2 separate regions of the Mus musculus genome follow, and region 1 is linked to region 2. The links are chromatin loops, found by intact Hi-C in ENCODE. Cell type or tissue: left cerebral cortex. All regions are shown on one strand.

Region 1 (8,000 bases), 56 kb before region 2:
TGGCCATGTCAAGGACTCTAGTCTCCAACAAATGGCCACGCCTTCCTCCTGGGTGAGACTCAGCAGGATGACAAAGTTTACCTCTTGCTTGAGCTCAATTTTTTTTCTTTTTTGTATAGCTCTGGCTGTCCTGGATCTCACTTTGTAGACCAGGCTGGCCTTGAACTCAGAAATCTGCCTGCCTCTGCCTCCAGAGTGCTGGGATCAAAGGCTTGCGCTATCACGCCCGGCTTGAGCGCAAATGTTGATACTGTGTGCAGAAAAGCCTGCTGAAGCGCTCTCCTCCTGGATATGTATGGCCTGAAGGCTGCTCCCCTACAGAAAGTGCTCCTAACCCAATATTAGCTAAACCTGTCTCCTTGGTCAGCTGCATGCAATAGTCTGCTTCCCTGTTCAACTGTGTTATGGTTTGTATATGCTCAGTCCAGGGACTATAAGAAGGTGTGGCCTTGTTGGAGTAGGTGAGACACTGTGGGTGTGGGCTTTAAGACCCTCATCCTAGCTGCCTGGAAGCCAGTATTCTGCTAGCAGCCTTCAGATGAAGATGTAGGGCTCTCAGGTCCTCCTGCACCATGCCTGTCTGGATGCTGCCATGCTCCTGCCTTGATGTTAATGGATTGAACCTCTGAACCTGTAACTCAGCCCTAATTAAATGTTCTTATAAGAATTGCCTAGGTCATGGTGTCTGTTCACAGCAGTAAAAGCCTAACTATAAAGACAAAAGTGCATATATGAAATACACTGCGCTTCCGGGATGCTGCAGCTTCTCCTTTAGAGCCTCATCCACTAGATCCCAGCTTTGCCATGCATCCCTTATTCTCTTACAGCCCTGTTAGGCCAATCCTGGGAGCCATGAAGGATGGGGCAGTGAATACAAACAAACAGACCTGATTTTACTAGTCATCTAAAGATTATAAATTAAACACAAAACAAAACACTAATTTTATTATAAAAATGGTAGTATCAGGAACATCTCAAACACACCCCTCCCTCCAAGGCTCGGGGATCATTGAGGAAGAGAAGCCAGAAAAGACTGTAAGAGCCAGAAGTGGGCGATTATAGTGGCTATTCCTCGTTGTCAACTTGTCTATAACTCCAGTGAACTACAATCCAGAATTGGAAGGTTCACCTGTGATCCTGATCTGGAGGCTGGGAGATACAAGTTTCTGACCTGGATCTTGGCATGGAGATCTTGAGGCACAGTGGCTATGAATCCCAGAAGATTAAGACATGGCGATCTCTGAGTTCAAGGTCATCTGGGACAAAGCAAGTCCCAGATCCAGGTGTGGTAGCACACACCTTTAATCTGGGCCACACCTTCTGCTGGAGACCTACATAAGGCCATTGGAAGAAGGAAGGTTCACTCTCTCTTCTTCACTTGCTTGCCGTGTGGGACTGAGCAACTGCTAGATCCATGGACTTCCATTTACAGCTGCTGCTGACCATTGTTGGGGAGTTGGACTGCAGACTGTAAGTCATCAACAAATTCCCATACTATATAGAGACTACCCATAAGTATATAGAGTATAGAGAACTCTGACTAATACAGGGATCAGCACAGGGAAGCATATGCATATGAACTCACAGTGATTATGACAAAAAGCACAAGACTCTCAAAGGCTCAAACCAGACAAAGTCCCAGAAAGTGGGTAGGGTTTACTACTGCGGGTGGGCATTAAGTCCCATTCTCTACTGAGGAGTTATTGGATTTGATAGCTGCTGGACAAGGGAGAAAGGTCTACCATACTCCAGGGCAGGCCAGCAACCAAGAGTATTCGGGCAACACAAGCTGAAGAGGTGGGTGGAGAGGTGAGGGTGATCTGGGAGGGGTTTGGGGGAGGAGGTAAATAAGATCCAAATACATTGTATGAATTATCAAAGAATAAATATTTTTAATAGCAATATTAGAAAATATGGTAATATATTATTTGGCAAGAATATAGAGAAACAGACTTCCCTTCTGTTTTGTTGTTCAGCTGTTGGTATAAGTTTTGGAAAGGCAATTGTCAAAATATTTTAAAAGTACATATCCTTTTGCCAGACATGGTGGCCCATTCTTTTAGTCTCAGCACTCTGCAGGCCAGCCTGGCCTACTTAGAGAGTTCCAAGACAGCCAAGGCTACACAGAGAAACCCTGTTTCAAAACAAAACAAACAAAACATACAGAAGTACATATCCTTTTAAAATTAGTAAGTAATGAAAAACCCAATTCCAATAGGCTTCAGTGATAAGAGAATTTCTTGGTTCATTCAATTACAGACTTCAGAAGAGCAGGTATTGTGTTGCTTTGATTCCACAGATAGCAATATCAAAGACCCAATTTCCTTCTATCAGCCTTCTAAAGTATGTGCTTCATTTTAAAATGGATTCATTCCTTGGTAGCAAAAGGAATGAAGTATTTGAAGGCAGCCACCACACTGTCTAAAAGAAAAGGCTGGCTTCTTGTACCTCACCCGGGGGGGGGGGACAACTTCTACCCACAAATCCTTCAGCAAATCCCCTCAGTCATTTTATTGGGTCTTGGTGCATTCCTAAACAATCCCTGTGAACAGGAAAATGGTGCCATGGGCTCAGCCTGAGTTGCCTGAACCAATCTATGAGGCTTAGAGGCATGATTGGGTTTCACCCATGGTACAGCACTCTAGAAGCTGATGAAATCACTTTTGCTCTCTACCTCCAATGTTATATATATATATATATATATATTGAAGAATGAAGAAGATGTGAGATGAACTGGCCAAGGAATGAGAGCAGCTACTATGTGATATCCAGCAGTTCCTCTAGGGATCTATCCTGCATTATACTGTGTACATTAAGTGTGTTCAAGGGGATTTGCATGGCAGGAAACTGCAAGGAAATGAAATGTTGGAGACACGTTAAATTATGATATAGCCATATAGAAGAATAAGGTACTATGTGTATATTGGTGTGAAACAGTTTTAGAGATTTTAGTAAAAGAATGGATTAATAACATATAACTTTTCTGGAAAAAGCAGAAAGACATATTGATACAAGCACACATGCCAGCAGGCATGGTGGCACAAGCCATAATCTCAGCATTAGAGAAGAAGTTCACCTCCAGCTTGAGGCCACCCTGAACTACATAGTGAGTTTCAAGCCATCAGAGCCTAAACAGTGAGATCCCTTTTCAAAACAACAACAAAGACCACTAGCAATAGTGGTTGTCTCTAGAAAGAGAATTGGGGGACTGAGGTAATTAATATATGACTTTTAAAAGGGAGGGGCTGGAAAGATGGCTCAGTGGTTAAGAGTACTGGACTGCTCTTCCAGAGGTTCAGGGTTCAATTCCCAGTGACCATATGGTGTCTCACAACCATCTGTAATAGGATCTGATGCCATCTTCTGGTGTATTTGAAGGTAACAACATATTAAATAAATCTTTTTTTAAAAAAACCCAACAACAAAACTCTGTGTATGTGTTGTGTGTGGTGCATGCTTCTGTCAGTGTTCAGTACTGAGTCCTCTGGAGCAGAAGTTGCAGGTGTTTGTGAACTATACAACGTGGATGACGGGAGTAACTGCATTGCTCTGGAAGAGCAGTAAATGGGTTTTAACCACCAAGCTACCTCTCCAGTTTTCATATTTAACTTTTATTCTATTATGTCCTTTTATAATACCTGACTTCCAAGCCAGGCGTGGTGGCGCACACCTTTAATCCCAGCACTGGGGAGGCAGAGGCAGGCGGATTTCTGAGTTCGAGGCCAGCCTGGTCTACAAAGTGAGTTCCAGGACAGCCAGGGCTATACAGAGAAACCCTGTCTCGAAAAACCAAAAAAAAAAAAATAATAATAATAATAATAATACCTGACTTCCTCCCCCTTCCCTTCTCCCTCTTGCTCTGGCCCCCCACTTACTCTGGGCCCCCGCTCACTCCAGGCCATAATATCCGACTTTTAACTGACTTATATAAATGAACGTCTAGCTATAATTTAAAAACGTTTTAAGATCCAGGTTTCTAATTTCTACCTTTCAGATTGTCCATGGTACAAATATTTGCTAGCCTTGCCGCATACACAACCTTGCCTAGTGTTCTGTTTGTGTGTTCTGTTGCTGTGATAAATGTCATAACCAAACTCCGCCAGGGAGGAATGCAGTTATTTCAGCTCACAAGTTACAGTCCATTACTGAGGAAAGCTAAGGGCAGGAACTGAAGGCAAAAACTGAGACCACTGATAAACGTTCCTAACTGGCTTGCTCATGTTCAGCTAATATTTTATATAGCTCAGACCCACCTGCCTGTGGATGGTACTGCTCCAAATGAAAAATTAGCTTCTCCAACAGAGTCTCACTACGTATACAGTCCACACTTAAGAGCAGGCCCCAGGCCCAACAGTATGAACCCAATGGTATTTTGGAAGATACCTTCTCACAATGCTTTGGGCAAGTTTCACCATCTTTGTCTTCTGCTTATCTATTATGGCTTCTGGTTTTGTATTTGGGAAGTTACTGTGTACATTCCTGTGCATTCGTTTCCCGTGCTTATTTTTTATTTTTTCTCTGTCTCTTTGTTTTGTTTTGTTGCAGTTAGTTTGGATTTCTTTTTCTTTCTTTCTTTCTTTCTTTCTTTCTTTCTTTCTTTCTATTTTTCAAGACAAGGTTTTTCTGTGTAGCTCTGGCTGTCCTGGAACTCACTCTGTAGACCAGGCTGGCCTCGAACTCAGAGAGATCCACTAGCTTTTGTCCCCTAAGTGCTAAGATTAAAGCATTTACTATGCCTGGCTGAACACAAATTTATTTATTTATTTTATTAAAAAAGAAACAACCTAAGTGTTTATCAATAGGGGAGCAATCGATCTATAAAATATCTATACAATAATTATTATGCAATACACGAATGAGTGTAAGAGATCTTTACATATTGATTGACAAGGAAATACCTTCAAGAACTATGTGGAGCTGGGGTGTAGGCAATGATGGAGTGCTGGTTTGATCCCCAGGTGCACATATAATGGAATAGAATGTAATATAGTTAATGGCTACAGAACTTACAGAACACTATTATAAAATGACTCTAGGCTGGGGATGCAGCTCAGGGGTAGAGCACATAGTTAGCATGTTTAAAGCTCTGGGTTCAATCCCCAGTGCCAAAATATATTTTTTATTCCAAATTATCTGGAAAGGAAAAGAAACAAACTTTTGCATATTAGGTATTGTATTTGCTCAGACTTTTTCTATGCCTCTACATCAGCAGTTCTTTCTATGCCTCTACATTAGACAGGGTTTCTCTGTATAGCCCTGGCTGTCCTGGAACTCACTTTGTAGACCAGGCTGGCCTCGAACTCAGAAATCCACCTGCCTCTGCCTCCCAAGTGCTGGGATTAAAGGTGTGCGCCACCACTGCCCAGCACATCAGCAGTTCTTAACTGTCCTGATGCTGCCACTTCTTAATACAGTTCTTCATGTTGTGCTGACCCTCAACCATAGAAGTACTCATTACTACTTCATAATTCATTTTGTTATGGTTATGAATTGTAATTTAAATATTATTTTTGAAAAAGGTTTGCTAAAGCTGTCGTGACCCACAGGCTGATAACTGCTGCTCTAAATATTCCAGTGTATATTTGAAATGCTTGGAAATCAGATGAATCAGGGGCTATGGTGACACACGCCTATAATCAGAAAGAGCCAGGAAGAACAAGTTTACAAGTTCAAGGCCATTCTGGGCTACACAGCCACTCTTTCACATCCTTCTACCTCTACCCCAAAAAGGAAAAGGAAAGGGATAGGTTGTGTGTCAACTAAACTGTTAAATGTGACTTTCTATGAAGAATAAACTGGAAGAAAGTAACTTTTATTTCAATTTGACAAACTTGTTCCATTTTAGAAACGAAGAAGTCAGACTGGAGAGATGGCTCACAGTTAAGAGCACTGACTCCTATTCCGAAGGTCCTGAGTCAAATCCCAGCAACCACATGGTGGCTCACAACTATCCGTAATGAGATCTGACGCCCTCTTCTGGTGTGTCTGAAGGGAGCTACAGGTGTACTCACATTTAATAAATAAATCAATCTTTAAAAAAAAAGAAACGAAGGAGTCTTATATGAAAGTATTTCATACTATACACCGCGGAACATTCTCAGCACACAGAGCAGAGAGACAGGAGGATCTGACCAAGGCCAGACTCTGCTACGTGAGACCTTATCTTTTAATTTAATTTATTAACTTTGACTAAAGTGTATTTGTGTCTGTGTCTCTGTGGGTCTGTGCATGTTATTACAGTGGTGACTCACAACTGTCCTGTCTATGACTCATTTCCAGAGGATTCTGGTGTTCTTCTGGCCTCAAGGGCACCAGGCATGCACTTGGTGCACAGACATGCATGGGAGCAAAACACTCCTACACATTGCAAGTCTAAATAAGTAAATAGAGTTGAATATTTTAAAGTACCAAAATGATGCAGGTAATCCTCTAGAAAAATGCCTATTTTGAGTGCTGATGTTTTTTTACAAACGCCAGTATTCCTTACCAGTAAGTACCTCCTTGCCTTTCTGTTCCTATATGCCAATTTTCTCAAGCCCATTTCTAAAATAACATTCTCATGACAATATTCAAATAATATTAGTTCCCATTTATTGTTTTTCTGTTTTGTTTGTTCTTGCTTTTTTGAGACAGGGTCTCTTTATTATGTAGCTCTGGCAGTCCCAGACCTCACTACATAGACCAGGCTGTCCTTAAACTCACAAAGCTAGCATATGCTGATCAAAAGCTCCCAGAGTTCCACCTGTTTCAGCTTCCTGAATCCTGAAACCAAAGGCAAGTACCACACACTGGCCTTGTTTTCCTGTGCTTTTTAAGGTCTTAACTTTCAGGGCTCAAGGTGAGCTCAGTGTCTCGGAGAGTACTTGCTTAGCACATGCAAGACCTCAGTTTTAATTCAAGGCATAAGGGGCTAGATAGATGGCTCAGCAATTCAGAGCGCTGGCTGCTCTGGCGAAGAAGCCAGGTTTGATTCCCAACGCCCACATGATAGCTTAACTGGCTGTAATTCCAGTTCCAGGGGGTGTGTAATACACTCTTCTAGCCTCTGATATCAGATACACATGTGGGTCACAGACATACATGTAGCCAAAACATTAATAGACATAAAATTAAATAAATATTGAAAGTAAAATTTAAAGTCTTAAAAAAATTAAACAAAGGCTAGGTGTGGTGACTCAGGCCTTTAATCCTAGCACTAGGAGGCAAAGACAGGTTGATCTCTGTGAGTTCAAGGCTAGCATGGCCTACAAATCAAGTTCCAGGACAGCCAGGGCTGTTAACACAAAGAACTCCTGTCTCAAATGAAAGAATGTATGAATGAATGAAATCGCAGGCATAAGAAGAAAGAGTACTTGCTAGGTGGTGGTAAGAAGGTAGTCTATATTATATATGCTATCTTGGTTATGTTTCTTCATCTCAATATAGAACCTGAAGATGCCACCTCCTGTAACCAGGCAGAGATAACCAGAGATCTCCTGTAACCCCATGGAGAGATAAGGACACCAACCCACCCACAAAACTTTTGATCCAAAATTTGTCCTGTCTACAAAAAATGTAGGGAGTTGCCGGGCAGAGAAACCATGTCTTGAAAAATCAACCCCCCCCCCAAAAAAAAGAAATATAGGGACAAAGATGGAGCGGAGACTGAGGGAATGGCCAACCAATAACAGCCCAATTTGAGACCCATCCCATGGGCAAGCACCAATCCCTAACACTATTAATGATACTCTTATGCTTGTAGGCAGGAGCCTAGCATGACTGTCCTCTGAGAGGCTCCACCAAGCAGCTGACTGAAACAGGCTCCACCCACAGCCAAACATTGGGTGGAGCTTGGGTACTGTTATGGAAGAAGGATTGAGGGCCCTAAAGGGGATAGATATTCTACAGGAAGACCAACAGAGTCAACTACCCTGGACCCTTAGGTGCTCTCAGAGACTGAACCACCAACCAAAGAACATACATGGGCTAGAACTAGGTGCCTCCTCCACATACGTAGTAGA
Region 2 (8,000 bases):
CATACCCAAAACAGGAAATAAAACACCAACCAAACAAACAAAGAACAAAATCTCACCCAAAACCAACTAATCAAAGATTTGGGGTGTGTGTGGGTGCGGATAGAGTTTTAGTTTCATAGTAAAATTATGTAGACAGAGCTTTCCTGTATATCCATGTCCCCACACACTCATGGCCTTGCCTATTATCAACATCCAGGACAAGATAGGTACATTTGTTTCAATCCATGAATGGGCAGGGATGTATCATTACTAACCAAAGTCCGTAGTTTATATTAGCACTTACTCTTAGTAGTTTACATTGTATTTGAATAATGTGTCTACCATTATAATATCATGCAGAGTGATAGTACTATTGTAAAATCCTGTGCTCCTTGTTATTAGTTTAAAAAACATACTTATTATTTCGTGTGCCTGTGTATGCATGCATGCTACATCACAGGTGTGCTGGTCAGAGGACAACTTGCAGGCCTAGGTTCTCTCCTATTATCTGGGTCCTTAGACTTGGCAGCAAAGGCCTTTCCCTGCTGCACGTCTCACTGCCCCTAGTTGTTGTTTAGTGTGACTGAAGTTTTGTTTTAGTTTGCATTTGTTCTTTTGAAACAGGGTCTTGCTATGTAGTCCAGGCTGTCTTCACACCACAGGGAATCCTCTCGCCTCAGGTTCCCTGCACACCACCACACCCAGTTTTTGGTTTTGAGACAGGTGTTTCACTATGTAGCCCAGGCTTTTCTCATGGTCATAATCCTGATACAGCCTTCTAAGTGCTGGAATACCAGACCACCGTGCCAGAGCAGAAGTCACCCCTCCCTCTTAGATGCTCTTCACTCCACTTGAAAATTCGTGATCTGCCACCAAATTAGACATTCTACCCCCAGAACAGCCAGGGGGCCAGGAAGAAACAGAAAATACAAAGAAACAGTAGAAACAGAAAGAGGCAGAAAGTGGGAGATGGCTACAGAGCATACTGATTAAGACACAGAAAGCCGGGTTTAGGCAATCTACACCGGAAAAAAATTACATTTATCTCTGATGTAGGAGAGAGCAAAGACAACCTCAAGGCTGAGGGGGGGTAGGCGGAAGGGAAAACAAGGCTTCTGTTAAAATATGGGTAAAATTCCCAAGGACAAGGGTGGGCAGGCTTTCTATGGGAAGGAGGAAAGGTCAGAAGCACATTAGAGGAGCAATGGACAACACTGGACGCTTCTTGCCTGAGTTTCTAGTATCTAAGTCCGGTAAGTGCTGTGCAGCCCTTAGAACTATCCTGGGAATGTGGAGAGAGGGATTGTGAAGTGTTCTGTCATGAGGCCTGAGAATGAACACTGCCACCTATTCTTTTAAGGCAGTAGACCTAGTATTAGTGACCCCTACCCCTACCCTACTTCTCAAGCCTTAATCACAGCCACGCCCACCATCTAGTACGATCCCTGGAGGCTGTGTTTGAGTGCTCTCAGGAGGCAGAGACGCAAAGAGACTGTGAGGGAGAGACCTACAAGAACAGAAAAAGAGGGAAAAGGGAAGGACAGTGTTTGTGTGTGTCTGTGTGTGTGTGTGCAAGTGGATGGGTGGGTGGGGGGCTTCTGATGACCAAAACTATTCAAGAGAAAATTCAAGCTCCTACAGGAGGATTCAGTGCAATGATCCCAGAACTTAACCGAAGGCCATGGAGGGAGACGGGGGTGTAGCCTTGCAGAACCTGCTTTGGGGGGGGGGGTCACCAGGCAGTAACCGTTACTGCATAGGCGTTGTCACTAAGCCAGAACCATTTAACTGGCAAGGGTAAGCTTAAGACACCCCATAACTACGACTCTTAGACAGGTTGGAAGTGGGGGCTGAGGTTGCAGACAAGGGGAGGAGGGGCACTTGAGGGTTGGGTCTTTGCCTCCCCCATTCTCCGCTGTCACTACCCCAACAGTCGCCCGGGGGGCCGGGCCCCGGAGAGGTGGGGATGGGGGAGGGTAATCTTGGCAGGCGTCTGCTGCATGGCGTAGGTAGGGAGTGCTGAGGGGGGACGCTGGGGGGAACACGAGTGGGAAGCGGAGAGCCACGGGGAGGGGGAGGGGACCGGGAACCATTTGAATGAGAGGAGGGGATCACGGGTAGAGTGGGCTCTGGAGATAGGGCGGGCACGGGTGTGACGGGGCCAGGCTCTTGAGCCAGGTAAGGAAAGCAGGTGCGTAGATGTGGGGTTTTTCTTCCTTTTTTTGTGTATTTAGTGTACTAGGCCCTTCGGTGGAGAGGGGGCGCCGCCTTCCCCGGGGGCGGGCTCCAAAGCTCCAGAGGCTATCTTTTCCTCAACTAACGGGGCCCCGGGCGGGGGCTCACGCTCCATCCCCAGTGACGGCACTCCACTCCGCAATTTCCAGGCGGCCACTGGGCTGGGAGTCTCGCGCCGGGGGCCGGCGCTGTCTCGCGAGCCCCCTCCTCCAGCCAGCCAATGGGATTGGTCGCTGGCACCGCCCGCCTGCCTGGTGCAGAGCGCTCAGCGCTGCAAGCGGCGCTGCCATTTAAAGGGGCCGCGACCCCTGTCCCGGCTGCTAGGGAGGGAGGTGGAGAAGGAGCGCGGGGCCGTTGCTGTCTGCAGTTCTAGGCTTGTAGCGGTTACTCTAACCCTGCCTCAGGTAGGGGTCGGGTCTGTTCAAGCCGAACCGAACCTGCAGGCGGGATCTCGCAGTAGCCGGGAGGGGGGTTTGAGCAGGAATCGTAGCTCCAAAATGTCTTCCTGTAAATGCCTGAGGTGGGGGGTGGGCAACAGGAGAAGGGAAGGACTAGGGGTGCAGTAGGAAAGGGGGGACGGGGCTGAGGAAGTGGTCCACCCTGAAAGGTAACCGAGTGGGGGGGAGACGGTTAGGAAGAGCAGTTTGTGGGGGCGGGGAAGGGCTGAGAGAGGACGGGCTCCGCGGGGAGGGGCGCTGGGGCTGGAGAGGATGGGGAGAGACTGGAGACCTGGGGGGCTTTTGGGGGGGAGTGAGAAGGGACCAGGGGCTGAGGTCGCCGGAGCGGGAAAGGTTTCTGGCTGCGGCAGGCACGGGAAAATGTGAGGGGGCGTTGAGTCTGAGGTGGGGGGTGTGTGAGAGGTAGGGAGGAAGGAGCTACGAGTCTCCGTGGGGGGTGTCGGGCGGGTTAGAGACCAACTGCCTGGCGAGTGTGGGCACGGGGCCAGGGCAGGGAACGCCACTCCCCACAGAGGGCGCTGTATTGGGGGGGGAGTGGACATTGAGCCTGAAGCCTGTGGAAATGCCTATCGGCTGTGGGGGGCGGCTGCTAATGAGAAATCCAAGTGGATGACGGACGGGGTGTGTCCCACAGCCGACATAAGAAATTCAGGCTAAGACCACCTCTACTGCCCCCTCTTCCGATCTGCAGCCCATACCCAGCCATGGACCCCAGTGATTTCCCCAGTCCATTTGACCCATTGACCCTGCCAGAGAAGCCCCTGGCTGGAGACCTTCCAGTAGACATGGAATTTGGAGAGGATCTGCTGGAATCTCAGACTGCCCCAAGTCGAGGATGGGCTCCCCCAGGTCCGTCTCCATCCTCTGGAGCCCTGGACCTGCTTGATACCCCTTCTGGCCTGGAGAAGGACCCTGGAGGAGTTCTGGATGGAGCCACTGAGCTACTGGGGCTGGGGGGGCTACTCTATAAAGCCCCTTCTCCCCCAGAGGTGGACCATGGTCCTGAGGGAACCCTTGCATGGGATTCGGGGGAGCAGACCCTAGAGCCTGGACCAGGGTGTCAAACCCCTGAGGTGATGCCACCTGATCCAGGGGCTGGGGCTAGTCCCCCTTCACCTGAGGGGCTACTAGAACCTTTGGCTCCAGATTCTCCAATAATCCTGGAGTCTCCTCATATTGAAGAGGAGATACCCCCCTTAGCTACAAGGAGAAGGGGCTCCCCTGGGCAGGAGGAGGAGCATACCCAAGGGCAGCCACAGAGCCCCAATGCACCCCCTAGCCCTTCAGTGGGAGAGACTCTGGGGGATGGCATCAACAGTTCTCAGAGCAAACCTGGGGTATGTACCCCTACTGCACATCCTTCGTTGCCAGGTAGGTCACCTAACCGTTTGGAGGGGCCTGGGGAAAGAAAGGGTGGTGGTCAGGAGGGCTGGCTCTGTGCTTTGAGAAGTGGAGGAGGAGGGGACAGGAGGCTGGGAAGATTAGAGCAGGGCTCTGTGTGCTGAAGGAGGAGTGGGGTGTGGTGAAGATTGTGGAAAACAGGGGTGGGAGGCATGGAGGGGCTGCGCAGGATAAATGGGGTAGTGTGAGGGAATGGATTGGATGGCAGAGGTTCCCTTTCTCATAGCCCCAATGGGTTTCCAGTACCAGGGTCCTTCCTTCAGGGTTTGAAGGAAAATAGCAGGCTTCTAGGCTCTATGATTTTTCCAGCTGTTTGATTCTAAATAGGAGTGGAGTTTCTGGGATTGATGGATGGTAACTCCTCTCTGAAGCCCCCTAACAGCATACCGATTTCAGGGTAATGGTAGAGAGGCAGGATCTAGGATTGCATCTCTGATAGGGGAGGGGCGATCTAGACTTGAAGCTCTAGTTTCTCCCTGAATCTACCTAGTGCTATATCTCCTCTAGCCTGTGATAAGGGTCTTCAGATAGGTAAACTGATATATCTTATATCTCACCAAAGTCCAGAGGGACCTACCCATACATTGATGGGCTTTCCCCTTCTTGCTCCTTTTAAGTGGTTACATTTGTTTTTGTTGGTAAAATATAAATTCTTCATGCACAGTGGGACAGAAATGATTGGAGGGGTAAGAGAATACGTTTTATCTCATGGAGAATAGCTGCACACATACCCTCCCCATTTTCACCATAGTACCAAGTCTGAGGTAACCCTGAAAGGGTTAGAAGCCACAGGCACTCAAGTTTTCCCATTCAGTTTGGAGTAAATTGTTCCCCAGGAATGGAGGTGGGGGCCGGCCCTGGACGGCCCTGGACAGGCTCAAGACTTAGGCTACCTTCTTGCTTCCTTTGCAGGAGATGGCCTGACTGGGAAGGAGATTGAGAAGCCGCCTGAGAGGGTGAGGGGGGAGGGGATTGGAAAGAGTCTAGTTCCCCCTATAGCTCTAAGAAGGAGAGAACCCTCATTTTCCTCCCAGATGTTGGGGGGGTGCTGTCAGAGTCAGAGAAGGGAGGAACTCCCGTGTTTACTGATTCTTAGAATGAAGTCCAGCTCCCCATTTTCACCTTCTCTTTAGGGCTGGGCCAAGGGTCCCAAGTCTCTCACCTCACCTTCCATCTCCTGTCCCCACCCCAAACCTCGAACTCCAGTTAGCCTGCCACTAGTGTCAGCTTTCCCCCCCAACCCCCCGCCCCTCTTTCCAAGGTACAGAAGAGAAGCGAGCGCGTTAGAAGAGCAGAACCTCCAAAGCCTGAGGTTGTGGACTCCACTGAGAGCAGTAAGTAGGATTGGAGGAAGCGGGACCTGGGAATTCCAGGTGCACAGAAGAGCTTGAAGGTGGGATTAGGACAGGGCATGGGTCTTCTGGCCCCTGTAGTTCCTCTCTGCAGAAAGAGAAGTGCCTGTCTCTGCTGTGGGTTGGCATGGGAACCAAATGGTAGTGGGGGAAAATTGAAAAGAAGAACAGTAAGAATAGTAAGTTTCAACTATACTGTCCCTGTCCCCAGTCTTCTCTCTTAGAACCTCCCTTCCTCTCCTGAATATTGTAGAAAAACCATGAGTAGCTTAAGATCCAGTGTAATGGGAGAGGAAGTCTAAGGGCCAGAACAAGAGGGGAGTACCAGAGATCCCAGGATCAGTATTTGAACTTACTATGGATCTGACCATCAAATGGCTGGAGATCTGCTCTGGTGGTCTTTTCTCACTGCCCCGCCTACTCCCACAGTTCCAGTGTCAGATGAGGATTCTGATGCCATGGTAGATGACCCCAATGATGAGGACTTTGTGCCATTCCGGCCCCGGCGCTCTCCTCGCATGTCCCTGCGCTCAAGTATGGCACAAAGGGCTGGGCGCTCTTCAATGGGCACCAAGATGTCTTGTGCACATTGCCGGACACCACTGCAGAAGGGGCAGACGGCCTATCAGCGCAAGGGGTTGCCTCAGCTCTTCTGTTCTTCATCTTGTCTCACTACTTACTCCAAGAAGCCCTTGGGCAGAAAGACCTGTACCTTCTGCAAGAAGTGCGTTCAGATCTTAGGGTGGGCGGGGGCAGGGACTAGGGGAGGGAGTTATGGGTGAGAGAGATTATGTTGGCAAAACCAAGCAGGATGGAGATGATAGGGTTAATTTTAAGGAAGTGGTTAGAGTATTTGAGTCTGTGGTCATCAGTAGGCATCCTAGGGAGTGCAGGGGTTACTGCTGGAATAAGAGGGTGATCCTGGATTACTGAAACCTATTCCCACCTCCAGGGAGATCTGGAACACCAAGGACTCAGTTGTGGTACAGACTGGTCCAGGAGGCTCCTTCCATGAGTTCTGCACATCTGTCTGTCTCTCTCTCTATGAGGCCCAGCAGCAGCGTCCAATCCCCCAGTCTGGGGATCCTGCCGATGCCACTCGCTGCAGCATATGCCAGAAGACTGGAGAGGTGAGGGTACTCACCACAGGCTAACTTAGGAGCCTGCTGGCTCTGACCCACCCGCCCCTCTAGTTCTTGAGCTGCAGGGGCTGAACCCTGGGAGAAAGGGATTTGGGAGGAAAAGGTAGCTAATGTGAGGGAGTAAATTCAAGGCTAGAGCTTCTCCCAGATGTATGCAGCTAACCTCCTTACCTCCCAGGATCTCGTCATCAAGTCTACAGCCTGAAGCACAGGTTGGGGGGTCCTAGGCCCATTGTCTGCTGTAAAGGTCTAGGGTGAGGTGGGAGTCCGGTCCTTGCATTGATTGGGGTGGGCGGTGGTGGCCTGGCCTCAGCTCAGGGTGTGTATATATATGTGTGGCAGGTTCTTCATGAGGTCAGCAATGGCAGCGTGGTACACCGACTCTGCAGCGATTCTTGCTTCTCCAAATTCCGAGCCAACAAGGGACTGAAAACCAACTGTTGTGACCAGTGTGGGGCTTACATCTATGCCAGGCCTGGGGGCCTTGGCCCAGAGCTCCTGTTTCATGATGGTCAACAAAAGCGGTTTTGCAACACAACGTGCTTGGGGGCATACAAGAAGGTGGGGCCGAGGGAGTAGTGCATTAGAGGGCTATGGAAGGGGGTGTGGTTCTTGGGTGATAAATAAAGGTGCCTGAAGGGTCGAGGGCTGGGAAAAATAAAACAAATAAAGGGGGTTTCAATTGTATCTGTTATGTTTTATTTTTGAAGCTGGCTGGTGGACACACAGGTCTTTGTTATATCATCATTATACTTTTTTGTATGCCTGAACTATTTCATGTTTAAAAAATTTTAAAAATAAAAGTGAAGGGACAAACCCAGCCTCAGCCTCTCCTTCCCCATCCTCACAGAAAAACACACGTGTGTACCCATGTGTCTGGTGCAAGACCCTGTGTAAGAACTTTGAGATGCTATCACATGTGGATCGTAATGGCAAGACCAGCTTGTTCTGTTCCCTGTGCTGTACCACTTCTTACAAAGTGAAGCAGGCAGGGCTCACTGGTAGGTGCAAAGCCCTCTTCTCTGAGATCCCTGCTGGCCTTCCTTCTGCTTCCCATATTTCCCTCTTGTAGAGTAATTTCTGCTGCCCAACCTCGGCCCCAGCCACATCTTCCCATGGACTTTCTATTCCATCTCTGCCCTACCTTACACCTTCTATGTGCTCTCTCTTCCTCTTTTCTCTCTCTTTCTCTCTTTCTTTCTATGCCCCAGGCCCTCCCCGACCCTGCAGCTTCTGCCGCCGCAGCCTCTCTGACCCTTGTTACTACAACAAAGTTGATCGCACAGTCTACCAGTTCTGCAGCCCCAGCTGCTGGACCAAGTTCCAGGTACTCCAGGCCCTGGACCAGGGATAAAGGGAGTGGCAACAGGGAAAGGGTAGGAGAACTGGGATAGGTAGGCCTGGGTAGAGCAAAGAGCAAGCCCGACCCCCCC

Evidence for each region. Peaks named below come from ENCODE experiments on the same cell type or tissue, not always from the same donor. Only the 100,000 strongest peaks of a DNase experiment are listed, where the experiment ranks them.
Region 1: a loop joins it to region 2, with 2.9 times the contacts of the local background. A loop is called at or near these places in 5 of 42 quality-filtered maps.

The regions. Positions count from the first base shown.
Region 1 is chrX:101,470,649-101,478,648 of GRCm38, reverse strand. No RefSeq gene overlaps it. Among named protein-coding and RNA genes, the nearest start is that of Itgb1bp2, 26 kb to the right of the region's middle. In left cerebral cortex, no CTCF peak of the experiment used is centred here; no DNase peak of the experiment used is centred here.
Region 2 is chrX:101,414,316-101,422,315 of GRCm38, reverse strand. Zmym3 (zinc finger, MYM-type 3) reads left to right here and starts at 2,094. Exons shown (of 25, transcript NM_019831.3): 1 at 2,094-2,170; 2 at 3,364-4,043; 3 at 4,986-5,029; 4 at 5,335-5,407; 5 at 5,855-6,149; 6 at 6,378-6,555; 7 at 6,910-7,128; 8 at 7,418-7,568; 9 at 7,779-7,894. The coding sequence starts at 3,377. In left cerebral cortex, a CTCF peak has its summit at 3,195; DNase peaks (open chromatin) are centred at 1,332, 1,994, 2,405 and 3,182; H3K4me3 peaks cover 2,754 bases; H3K27ac peaks cover 1,652 bases.